Linked DNA regions of Homo sapiens: region 2 is linked to region 1. A link is an interaction called in ENCODE POLR2A ChIA-PET data of the cell type or tissue named here. Cell type or tissue: PC-9. All regions are shown on one strand. Each heading gives the region's core, and the rest is flanking DNA. Links, peaks and the distances in the headings are about the cores only. Region 1 holds the start of LOC105371688 (a long non-coding RNA gene). Region 2 overlaps ADORA1 (adenosine A1 receptor).

Region 1 (5,368 bases), core at 113-5,112:
TGGGCTGGAGGCAGATTAATATAATCACTGTATTACCAGCCCCACTCACTCCCCTACTCTTTTCCCTAATGGTGATTATTATACTTATTAGAGGCTCAGCTGCCAATGGTTATTGATGCTCCCTGCTGCAGCATTTTAATCAGGGCTGGAAGCTATTGTTGGAAACACCAGCCTCCAGGGCCCCAGGACAGGTGCAGAGTGGGGCATCGGGACCTTTTCAGCCAGGCAGGTGAGGTCCCCAGGGCTCCAGAGTCATAGAGAGAACTCAACCCACAAACACCCTGCCTCTGTCTGGTGGCAGGGAAGGGGGGATGGAGAGGGGAATGGCACCACCCTGGGCTTCCCTCCACGGAGGCCAGCTGGCGGTTTTTTCCAGCTGGGGCATAGCTGGGGCTGCCTCTGCTGGGTACACCACCAATTCTCCTCCTCACACCAGGGAGGATTCCCTTTTCTGCCCCCTCCACCATCACCCAGCGTCCTCCCCACTCCCCTGTGCCTGCTGGTGCTGAGGGGCGAACTGAATCTGTTTGGGTGTCTGTGGAACAGGTAAGGAGTGGTGATGGTGGGTGGGAAGCGCCTAGCTGGGCTGTGGCCACAACATGCTGGTCATTTATCTGGGGCTGGGGTGAGGGTGAGAGAGAATTCATGCTTGTTGAACCCACACTAGGTTTCAGGCATGTGTCAGGAGCTTCGCCCATGTTATCTCCTTTATCACATCAGCCTTTCCAATGCCGCACTTTCCAGCACACTTGACAGAGGAAACAGAAACTCAGAGAATCAGAGTGGCGTGCCCAAGGTCACTCAGCTAGGATGGGGCAGGGCTGGGATTGGAGCCAGGGCATACACTCTTATAGATGAGAAAAACCCCATGGCAGATCACTGGTGGCAGAATCTTCCAGATCTATGCAGATATCAGTCCTGCATGGTCCAACTCTGTTCTCTGTAGGCTCTAACCACCCTGATTAAGCGTAGAGTCATCCCACATGTAATCACCAGAGAACTAAGCCTGCCCTGTGTGAGAGCCACCTGCCTGGGCTCTGGAGTCAGTGATGGCTCTGGACTGGGGGGATATCCTGTGGCCCAAGCTGTGACTCCCGGTGTGCCCACTAGGCACCCTCCTGCATTAGCGTGCTGAGGGTAAGACCACCCTGGCTGGTGGAAGCCTTTGTCTGTTACCGCCTCAGGGTTACTGGGGGCGGGTTAGGGGGGTGGTTTCTGAGGCTGACTGAGGCGTGGCACCCTCCCACTGCCCAGGATGTGATTATGTCTTGAGTTCATACAAGTTCATGGCACATAAAGCCCTGACAGCAAATGCAGAGGGGAGGAGGGCCAATAAAAGCCAAGTGAAAATGTAATAAATCAAAAATATTAACTATTTCATACACCCACAAATGGTCTTGTAATGTGAGCATTTTTCAGTTCTACTGAAAATATGATGTGGATTAGGTGTTAACAGTTAAAAATGATCACAGGCCTTTGTGGTGGACACTGGTGAGTTCTGGGTCTAGATGAGGGCCCACCTGTCTGCTCCAAAGTGTCCATGACAGGCGATGTCCCAGACACATTGTTGCTGAATGTCTGTACTGAAACATCTCTTAGAAGTCCTGTAGCTGGTGCTGTTTTGACATCTGGGCCCCTCTACTTTCCAAGAGAAGACAGGATGGAGGAGGCAGACATGAGTGCCTCCTAGGCACCCTGCACACCAGAACGCCCCAGGAAAAGGGCTTTCTTTCCTCCTCAGGGTGCACCAAGAACTTCTCTGCTCTCCTCCGTCTGCCTGGCTTCTCTCCTTCCCTTTGTTTCTGTCTGAGTCGCCTTAGGGACTAACGCAATGGTGGACAATGATGTCATCTCTGAGATCACTTTGGCAGACTGGCTCCTGGGCCTCTGATAGAATTGCCCACTTCCCCTGTCTCTCCTGTGGGGCATGGCTGGCCAGCCACAGTCTTGGTCCAGTCTTCCCTGCAGTGTCCCACCCCGAAGGCTGAGTCTCTTTGGCATTAGAGCCAGCCCTTCAAAAAACAAAGCAAAACTGTTTTGTACCTTTTCCTCTGTCCCCTCCCCACCATGCACCAGCTCCTCTGGGATCTTTCAGAGGACAGCAGATGCACCTGGGCCCAGCTCCTCACCCAAAGGGCCTCTGGTGTTGAATGGCCCTCAGCCCAGGCATTTCTGACCCCACTCCCCACCCTGTGTGTTGCTCCCAGCCACCCCGGGCCTGACCAGCTCAGCCATTTCATCCTTTGTCTACTGACTGGCATCATTCCCATGGCTGCACCCCCAGTTGTGGACACCCAACCCTGCTCACAGTGAGGATGCATTCCTTTCCAGGAGAAAGCACCTTGGGGAGGTAGGGCTGGCAGCCCCCCAATGAACGCTCTGTGCGTCATGTGGCAAAGAATACCACCGTCCTGAGCCTTAGAGATTTTTCTTAACTGTAAAACGCAGATGGGATCTGATTGAACGTGTGGATCAAATGAGACCATGGGTGTACAGTGCTTAATCCCATGTCTGGCACACAGTGGCTGTCCTATAGGCCCTACTGCCTCTCTCCCTTTCCTCTTTCTGGCTAAGTTGTGTCCTAGCTGTAGCATATGGTTGGGGCAGGGAACATGATAGACCTAGGAGGTGTTCGGCACCTGGGAGGCCTGGTGTTGGCTGGGGCTGCAGTATTGCTGCTGGGTCACCTTGGCCTCACCTGTGTCACCTGATTTCCACTCCCAAGGAGTGACGTATCTGGATCCACACAACTCCAATGACTCCTAATCAGCCCTGACACTTGGTGAATGAGTCACAGCAAGCAATACACAGAGATGAAAGGAGCCAGCATTGTGATCTTGGTTATGATAATGAGCTTGATGAGCTTCTCCCAGGGAAACTTGGAGATGCATGAGAGAGGCAGGCTGCCTCTGTCCCTGCCCTGACAAATGGGATGCTAATACAAAGGGTCTCTGTTAACTCCCCTGCCCCCTCAAACACACACACCTGCTGCTCCTGGGCTGTTCTGATGGCACGGTATCCTGGGAAGGTAAGCTTTTGGGGGTGAGCGGGGAGAGAAGGGGCAGCTCCAGAGGGGAGGAGCTGAGATACATGCTCCAGGAACTGTCCGGCAGCAGTGGGAAGGAGCTGAGATACGTGTTCCAGGAACTGTCCGGCGGTTTCTTACAGACCCAGAGCAGCCCCATACCTCGGTCACCAGGACTGCTGGCTGGTCTCAAAAGGGGATCAAAGTGGGAGACCTTCGGGCAGGTCATACTTCTCTTACAGCAGGACAATAGCTTCTGTTTGTGGAGCTCTAAGTATCAAATAGTGGTAAGCACTATGTGTGTGCACATTATTTAATCCGATCCTCATGACAGCCCTGAGTAGGATAGTATTTCCATTTTGCAGATGGAGAAAGTAAAACAGGAGAACAATAACTTACCTAGTGGCAGAACTAAGATTTAAACCCAGGTCCATCTGCATGCACTAACCAGACCAGGCCTTGTTTAAGGAGGAAGTGCAGTCTAAAGCATCTTTTCTCCCTATTTTCTCTTCCTGGTCAGGGGAGCAAGTGCGAGGTGTGTATTAGTGGAAGTCCAGCAGAAGAGATGGCGAATGTAACAGGGCTGGGCTAAGGGGAGCTGGCGAGGGAGTGCAGAGCACCTTGAAGGCAGCAGAGCAGAGTCATTTGGGACCTGGAGAGCGCACGGCTGGAGGAGGGGCTGCCCCACAGAAGCGTGGCCTTCACAGGGGAGAACCACGGTCACCCCAGGCCCAGCAGGGTGTGTAAGTGAGTGGAGAGCAATCCACAGCCTTTCATCCTCACAGTCAGGTCTCCATAACTGACCCTACCAAAGGCCTGGTTGGTGCAGCCTTAGAAGTCAATCCTTCAGGTACGGGGTGCAGAGCAGGGTGGGGCAGAGTGGAGAGTGGGAGGTGGGGTACAGGGAGCCTCTGGAGCTTTCTTTCTGTTATTATTTTGTGTGTGCTTTGAGACAGGGTCTTGCTGTGTTGCCCAGGCTGGAGTGCAGCAGCATGATCACAGCTCGCTACGGCCTCGACCTCCTGGCCTCAAGTGATCCTCCTACTTCAGCCTCCTGAGTAGCTGGGACTACAGGCTTGCATCACCATGCCTGGCTGATTTTTTATTTTTATTTTTTGTAAAGATGAGGTCTCACTATGTTGCCCAGGTTGGCCTCAAACTCCTGGGCTCAAGCCATCCTCCAGCCTTGGCCTCCCAAAGTGCTGGGATTACAGGTGTAAGCCACCATGCCTGGACTCTCTGGAGCTTTCTGAGGAACAGACAGGGTGGCAGTGACGCTCTGTGCCCCCGAGAGGGGGTGGGCTGGAAAGCAGAACATGCTATTCTGTGTGCGCCCAGGGCAGCTTCATCCTTCTGGCTTCTCTGACCACCACCAGCCATGCTGGGTGCAAGAGCCCCAAGGGAGGGCCCCTGTTCTTTCCCTGGGGTACCCAGAGGATTTCCCATACTTGCATAGGACCTGGGGGTCAGGAGGGGGAGGAATCAGGAAGAAGAAGCCGCCTCTGAGAGAAGGAGTGGGAGAGAGCCAGCAGCAGAGCTGTCTCCCAGCTTCTCACTTTCAGAAACACACTCGCTGCCGCAGCCTTTTATTCTTCCTACAAATTTGTACTGCACACTTACTGTGGGCAAGGCCAGTTCCTGCCAAGCACAAGCTTGTGCTTAGGCAGCTGTCAGTGTGGGCACGCCCTCCATGGCTGCCTGGCCTGAGGGCAGGCTCATTAAGCGAATGAGGAGGGGCAGTGTCAGTTCACCGGCTGCCTCCTCCGAGGAATCTTCCAGCCCACCCCAGCCCAAGGCTCCCTTCCTGTCCCGAGCACCATGTCTGTCACTGTTAGCATTATTGCCTACAGTTACTGCCCCCCAAGTATAACCTCCCCAGGACCCATACCTAGGAGGGAGGGAACTACAGGCAGTGGAGGCCTCTGCTTAGAGATGCTCTGTAATTCTGACTGCCCCATGCTCACCTCTGGAAAGAGAGGCAGTTCAATTACCCAACCAATAATGTAGCCATTTTCTGTCTGTTGGGCAGGTGAGACCAATAATACCAGCTGCCCCCAGCTCCAGTCCCCCCTCCCCTGGCTCAGCATCTTAGCACATTTGTTGCTTAGCAAGGGAGGGTGGTTCCCATGACTTTCTGTTTCTTTGCTCCCCACTCACCTAGCAGCTGATGGGGAGTGGGAGGACAGTGGTCGCCTGTCAGCTTCCCTGCTGTCTTATGTGCACATGGCAGGGGTGCCGTACAGCCTGGAGGCCTGGACAAATGGAATTCAAGGGCTGGGGAAAGAGTGGGCTGAGGCCTTACCGGTCACACCTACAGGCTGCCGAGCCTGCCAGGCAGCTTCA
Region 2 (5,368 bases), core at 149-5,148, 370 kb after region 1:
TGGCCTTCGGGGAGACCCTTTCCCTTTTGGGGCCTCTGTGTCCTTGTCTGGATGATGAGGGATTGAATGAGATCTTTTCTGGGCTCTAGCAGGTCACGGTTCCCTTCTTCTGGAATGTGTCAAATCATCTTCTATAGAGAGCTGAGCTCAGCGCTAGCAGAAAGGAGGGAGGGGCACTGAACACGGAACTCCTTGTGGGGAGGAGGAGCCCAGGGGCAGTGGTGAGGGGCACCCATACATCCCCGGAAGGGAGTCCCTTCTGAAAGGATTCCATGCTGTAGCTCTGTGCCCCATGGAGAGGAAGATGGGGGGCAAGATGGAATGTAAAGAGAAATAAATATTTATTGAGTATAAGAATGAATGAATGAATGAATGAATGAATGAATGCATGCATGCATGAAGTGTGCTGTGGGGTAAGATCCGAGTTCAAACTGTGACTCCACCATTAACAGCTTGTGGCCTGGAGCAAGTAACAATTCCTTGAGCCTTGGTTTTGTCCTGGGCACAATGGGAGGAGAAGGTTGGCTTGGCAGGCCCCCTGTGAGGATGAGGCTGGCGCAGTAACTTATCTGGGCACTCAATGAACAGTAGCACCAGGTGCCCATTGCTATCTCCACCAGGAGCACACCCCTGATTCTACTGGAATACACAATCGACCCTTGAAGAGATACAAAACAGGTTGCAAGGACATAGATAAACAAAAAATTACTTCTGTTTCACTTTGGAAGGCCAGTCACATGGTTTCCATATCTATTTCACAGCCAGCTCTCCTACCTAATTCAACCTTCGTACAGAACGGGTCTGTGTTCCCTGATCTATCTGATGAAAGTGTCTGAGTCTGGGGTGGGGGTTTGGGAACCTGCTCAGCCCAGCACTAAACCCTACACAGGGTCCTGGAGAAGTCACGCTCCCTGGAGAACCCCAGTAAAGCTCCACTGGGGAAGTGGCCAGGGAGGATACTGGAGATATGGGAGGCGGACTCAGGGTGAGCCCACGCCTTTCCTCCCACCTCCCTTCAGAGTATCTCTTGGCTTGCCTGGAACCCTGAACGCTTGCAGGGTACAGGGCATCTGCCTGAAGGCCTGTTTCCACCAAGGAACTGTAAATCCGACCCCCACTGGAGAGATCCCATGCAGACTCGAGATCAGCCCAAAGGCACCCGCTGGGGTTGGGACCTAGAAAGCAGGTTGGATGCCTGCTGACAGTCTGGAGTGACAAGAGGAGGTGCCTCTTGAGCCAGGGAGATTGGGATGCTGTGCTCTGAGGAGGCAGCTGCTGTCACTGAGCTTGGGCTGTCAGGGCCCCCTAAAGCTCACAGCACCTAGCCCCCTGCCCTGGAAAAGATTCAACAGACAGCAGATAGGGGGAGGACAGAGAAGACAGGAAGAGCTCACCACCTTGGAAATCTTTCCAAAGAAAGAGTCCACCCCCACACTCAGCTCCGCATTCCACAGCTTGTGCTTCCACATTAGAAAGTCCTTCCCAGAGTCTAACTTCAGTTCTTCCTGCTGCATCAGAACTCAAGAAGACACCACTTTTGGGACCTGGAAGAAGTACAGTCATATTCTCCCCGATCCTGGCCTTTCTCCCCACCTTGCAACCAGGCAAAGGGGTGTAGAGCCCAAATAACAGCAGGAAGGACCCCAGGACCCAGCAGTTTTCCATTGACCCTCCTGGTATCTCCTGATGCTCTCTTTGCCCTGTGTCCCTCCACATAAGCACTCACCAAGCCCACAGTGTACAGAGTCCCTACAGAAGCCACAGGCCAGGCCCAATCCGGGAACCAGTCCTCCCCAGCCAGCAGCCACCCAGGCCAGGGCAGAGCACACAGAAGAGTTTAGCATCAGCTGCAGCCCTCCTGCTCCACTGCATGTGCTCAGGGGCTTCTGCCCCAGCTCCAGGGATGGCTTTGTGGAGGAGGGGCCCAGACATACAGATGCAGTGGGAGGTGGGGAGCACCCAGGCTCACCCAGTGGGTGCAGGTGAGCCAGAGATCCCCCTCCCCAGAACAACATGCAGCAGGAAGTGGGAATGTGAGGTCTCCTAGATCATCTGGTGGCTGGCTCCCTTCCCTTCCCTTCCCCATGTGGGATAATCAGAAAAATTCTTTATTTTTCTCTCAGAGCACATAACTGCAAGTACCTGAAGGGCGAAGACGAAGTCTGGTTCAAAATCATCTTCCTAGCACCTACCACAGTACCTGGCACACAGTAAGCACTCAATAATATTTGGGGAAGGAAATGAAATCATATAAAATGCTCGATTAAAACCAGAGAGGCAGAAAAAGAGAAGCAAAAAAAAAAGAAAACAAATATAATGACTAGAAAACAGTTATAAACATGGCAGAGATTAAGCCAACTATTGCAATAATCACCTTAAATGTGAAGAAAGTAGGAGAAACTGGTAAGAGGAAGCCATTCTGAGCCTTCTTGCTCATCTCAACAACAACATCCCCCCTGGCAGGCAGCAGAGCTCTGCTCCCAACAGTCACAGCTGAGGGGCCTTCTACAGAATGCTCAGGGTCTCCACTCGAAGGTCCCGCCTCAACCACTCAGCCCCGATATCTCAAGCCACTTAATTAGGTGGTTCTCACAGGAGTCTAACACACTTCCTCCAACTGCAAGACCAGCCCCTCTCCTCAACTCCCGGCCTGGGTGGAGGTGGGGAACAGCCTGTCCTCCTCCTCCTCTGGGAGCTGGTCTGTGCCCCTGTCATTTGCACGGGTAAAACAGAGCAGCATGTTAGCTGCTGGCAGTATCCCAGGCCAGGAGCCTGCCAGGCAGCTTCTCTGAGGGTTGATCAATAAACTCAATTTCCGTCATTTCTTCCACTTCTGCAAAGTCCTATAAATCACTCCGCTCTGCCACAACCCTGGATGGGGGAAACTCATGATGTGTGTGGGGGAGGAAGAAGCTTATCAAATCAAAGCCTTTTTTTTCCATCCACCATTCATGGAAACTTCCAGGTGCTGTGCTCAGAGCTGGAAAAAGAAAATGCAGGCCTGGTACAGTAGCTCACGCCTGTAATCTCAGCACTTTGGGAGGCTGAGGAGGGTGGACCACCTGAGGTCAAGAGTTCGCGACCAGCCTGGGTAACATGGTGAAACCCTGTCTCTACTAAAAATACAAATATTAGCCAGTCTTGGTGGCATGCACCTGTAGTCCCAGCTACTCAGGAGGCTGAGGCAGGAGAATCGCTTGAACCCGGGCGGCGGAGGTTGCAGTGAGCCGAAATCATGCCATTGCACTCCAGCTGGGGCAACGGAGCAAAAACTCCGTCTAAAAAAAAAAAATGCAGAGAGACAGTAGTAACGGGCCTTGGGGAACGCCACCAGGCAAGAATCGGGTAGGACATGCACTGCAGCCAGGGGAGGGGCGGACACATGAGCAGTGGCACAGAGGGCACGTGGGGGAACAGGCATAGAGTGGCTTCCTTCACCCAGTTGATAGAAACACTGACAGTCTGGGACATTTGGAAGGTCCAACCCCAGGGCCTCCAACTTCCAATTCCACAAACGCCTGACCAACCACACTGCTCTCTCCCCTCCCAACCTCCTCAGCTGGTGCCCACTGTCTCCAATAGAGCACACTGGCTGGCTAGGGGGGCCAAGGCTCAGGGTGACAAAACACTGTGACAGGCAAAACACTGTGACAGCATTAGAGGACCTGGATTGGGATCAGACTCAGACCTGCTGTTAGCGAATCACATCACCTCTCAGAACATTAGGTTCCTCATCCATAAGATGGAGCCGATTGCTCCGCCCGTGATGTTGGAGCTACCATTTAGCATTGAGCTTTCACATACAGCCCTCCTCTGCTCTTCATCCTAGGAGGAAGGGATCCATCTCCACAGGTGAGACTGGGCAACTTGCCCAAGGTCATACAGCTAGTGGCCAGAATTGTCATTGCAACCTAGGCCAGCTGCCTCCAAAGCATGTATTTGTGTTGTTTGTTTTTTGAGACAGGGTCTCATTGTCACCCAGGCTTGAGTGCAGTGGTGCGGGATCTCAGCTCACAGCAACCTCTGCCACCCCAGTTCAAGTGATTCTCCTGCCTCAGCCTCCCGAGTAGCTGGGACTACAGGCGCCCGCCACCACGCCTGGCTAATTTTTGTATTTTTAGTAGAGACGGGGTTTCATCATGTTGGCCAGGCTGGTCTTAGACTCCTGACCTCAAATGATCCGCCTCCCTCGGCCTCCCAAAGTGCTGGGATTATAGGCATGAGCTACCATGCCTTTTGTTTGCTTATTTCATGGAATTTTATTTCTTTTTACTGAAAAACATTAATTGTATATATTTATGGGGTACAACGTAATGTTTCAAAACATTTATACATTGTGGAGTGAGCAAATCCAGCTTTCTAAATTACTATAAGAGTAGATTTTAAAGTCAATTTTGTATTTCATGCACTGCCATTCCCATGAGGCTGTGAAGAAACTGAGGACAGGGACTGTGGTTTTATATTCCCCAGTATCCTTCATTGTCTGAGCTTCTCAAACTGTAATGTGCATATGAATCGTCTGGGGTCCTTTTAAAATGCAGATGATGAGTCAGACAATCTGGGCTGGGGACTGAGACTCTGCATTTCTAACAAGCTCCCAGGAGATGCCAAGGCTGCTGGTCCCTGACCACGCTTTGAGTAGCAAGGCCCAGTGGCACTCGGCCCAATATCGGGCACAAAAGGAGCTCTCTCCAACCTTGTTTGGGGAAGAGAGTGATTGAGGAAGCCCAGAAAAAGAAAGGCATTGTTTTGGATCATGAAGGAAATAGGAACACAAATCCCTGCAGGGTCCGTCACAGATTCACCAGAGTGACCAGTTTCTCTTAATGGATAGCCACCTCCCCCGATACGAGGAAAAAAAAGGCCAGGAACCAGGATGGGAGAAGAGAGGGCAAAGAGGCTCCCTGCCTCAGCAAAATGATAGCAGTCCATCACAACACCCCTGGCAGAGCACTTCCAAACCAACGAAACCAACGATCCTACCCAATGCACACCCCAGCTTGTGAGCGAAGAAGAGCAGGTTCTGTGGTTGCCACTTTACAGGTGGGAAAATTGAGGTCCAGGAAGGTTCAGTGCCTGCCTACGGCTACAACTTGGATGGTTAGTGTTTAAGCTGAGACTGAACCCAGTCTCCTCTGCCTCTGGGCCTGGTGCTCTTTGCGTGAAGCACTCTACCTATGGAATGGTGGCAGAGAGGGTCTCCCTGGGCCCTTCATCATGCCTCACTCCTGGGGCCTACTGGGCTGCTTCTCCAGCCCATCTCCACCATTCTCACCTCTGTGGACCATGTGGGATTACTTCTGCTGCCATGATGCTAGCAACACCTCCTGAGGTAGCTCCCCTGCACTTGTGATTGAGGCAGCAGACT

The links. Peaks named below come from ENCODE experiments on the same cell type or tissue, not always from the same donor. Only the 100,000 strongest peaks of a DNase experiment are listed, where the experiment ranks them.
Region 2: POLR2A ChIA-PET joins it to region 1 with 7 read pairs; 1 of 35 experiments calls an interaction of 5 or more read pairs at or near these places.

The regions. Positions count from the first base shown.
Region 1 is chr1:203,517,001-203,522,368 of GRCh38, reverse strand. It overlaps LOC105371688 (a long non-coding RNA gene), which reads left to right and starts at 2,971. Exons shown (of 5, transcript XR_007066807.1): 1 at 2,971-3,028; 2 at 3,546-5,368. All of the region lies in intron 2 of LOC124904488 (a long non-coding RNA gene), which reads right to left. RefSeq lists enhancers at 1-224, 1,890-2,722, 2,723-3,554, 4,387-5,218 and a silencer at 4,614-4,908. In PC-9, for the core only: no CTCF peak of the experiment used is centred there; DNase peaks (open chromatin) are centred at 1,798 and 2,808; H3K27ac peaks cover 2,017 bases.
Region 2 is chr1:203,146,808-203,152,175 of GRCh38, reverse strand. The region is part of intron 3 of ADORA1 (adenosine A1 receptor); the gene reads right to left. Among named protein-coding and RNA genes, the nearest start is that of ADORA1, 22 kb to the right of the region's middle. In PC-9, for the core only: CTCF peaks have their summits at 3,668 and 3,868; no DNase peak of the experiment used is centred there; H3K27ac peaks cover 961 bases.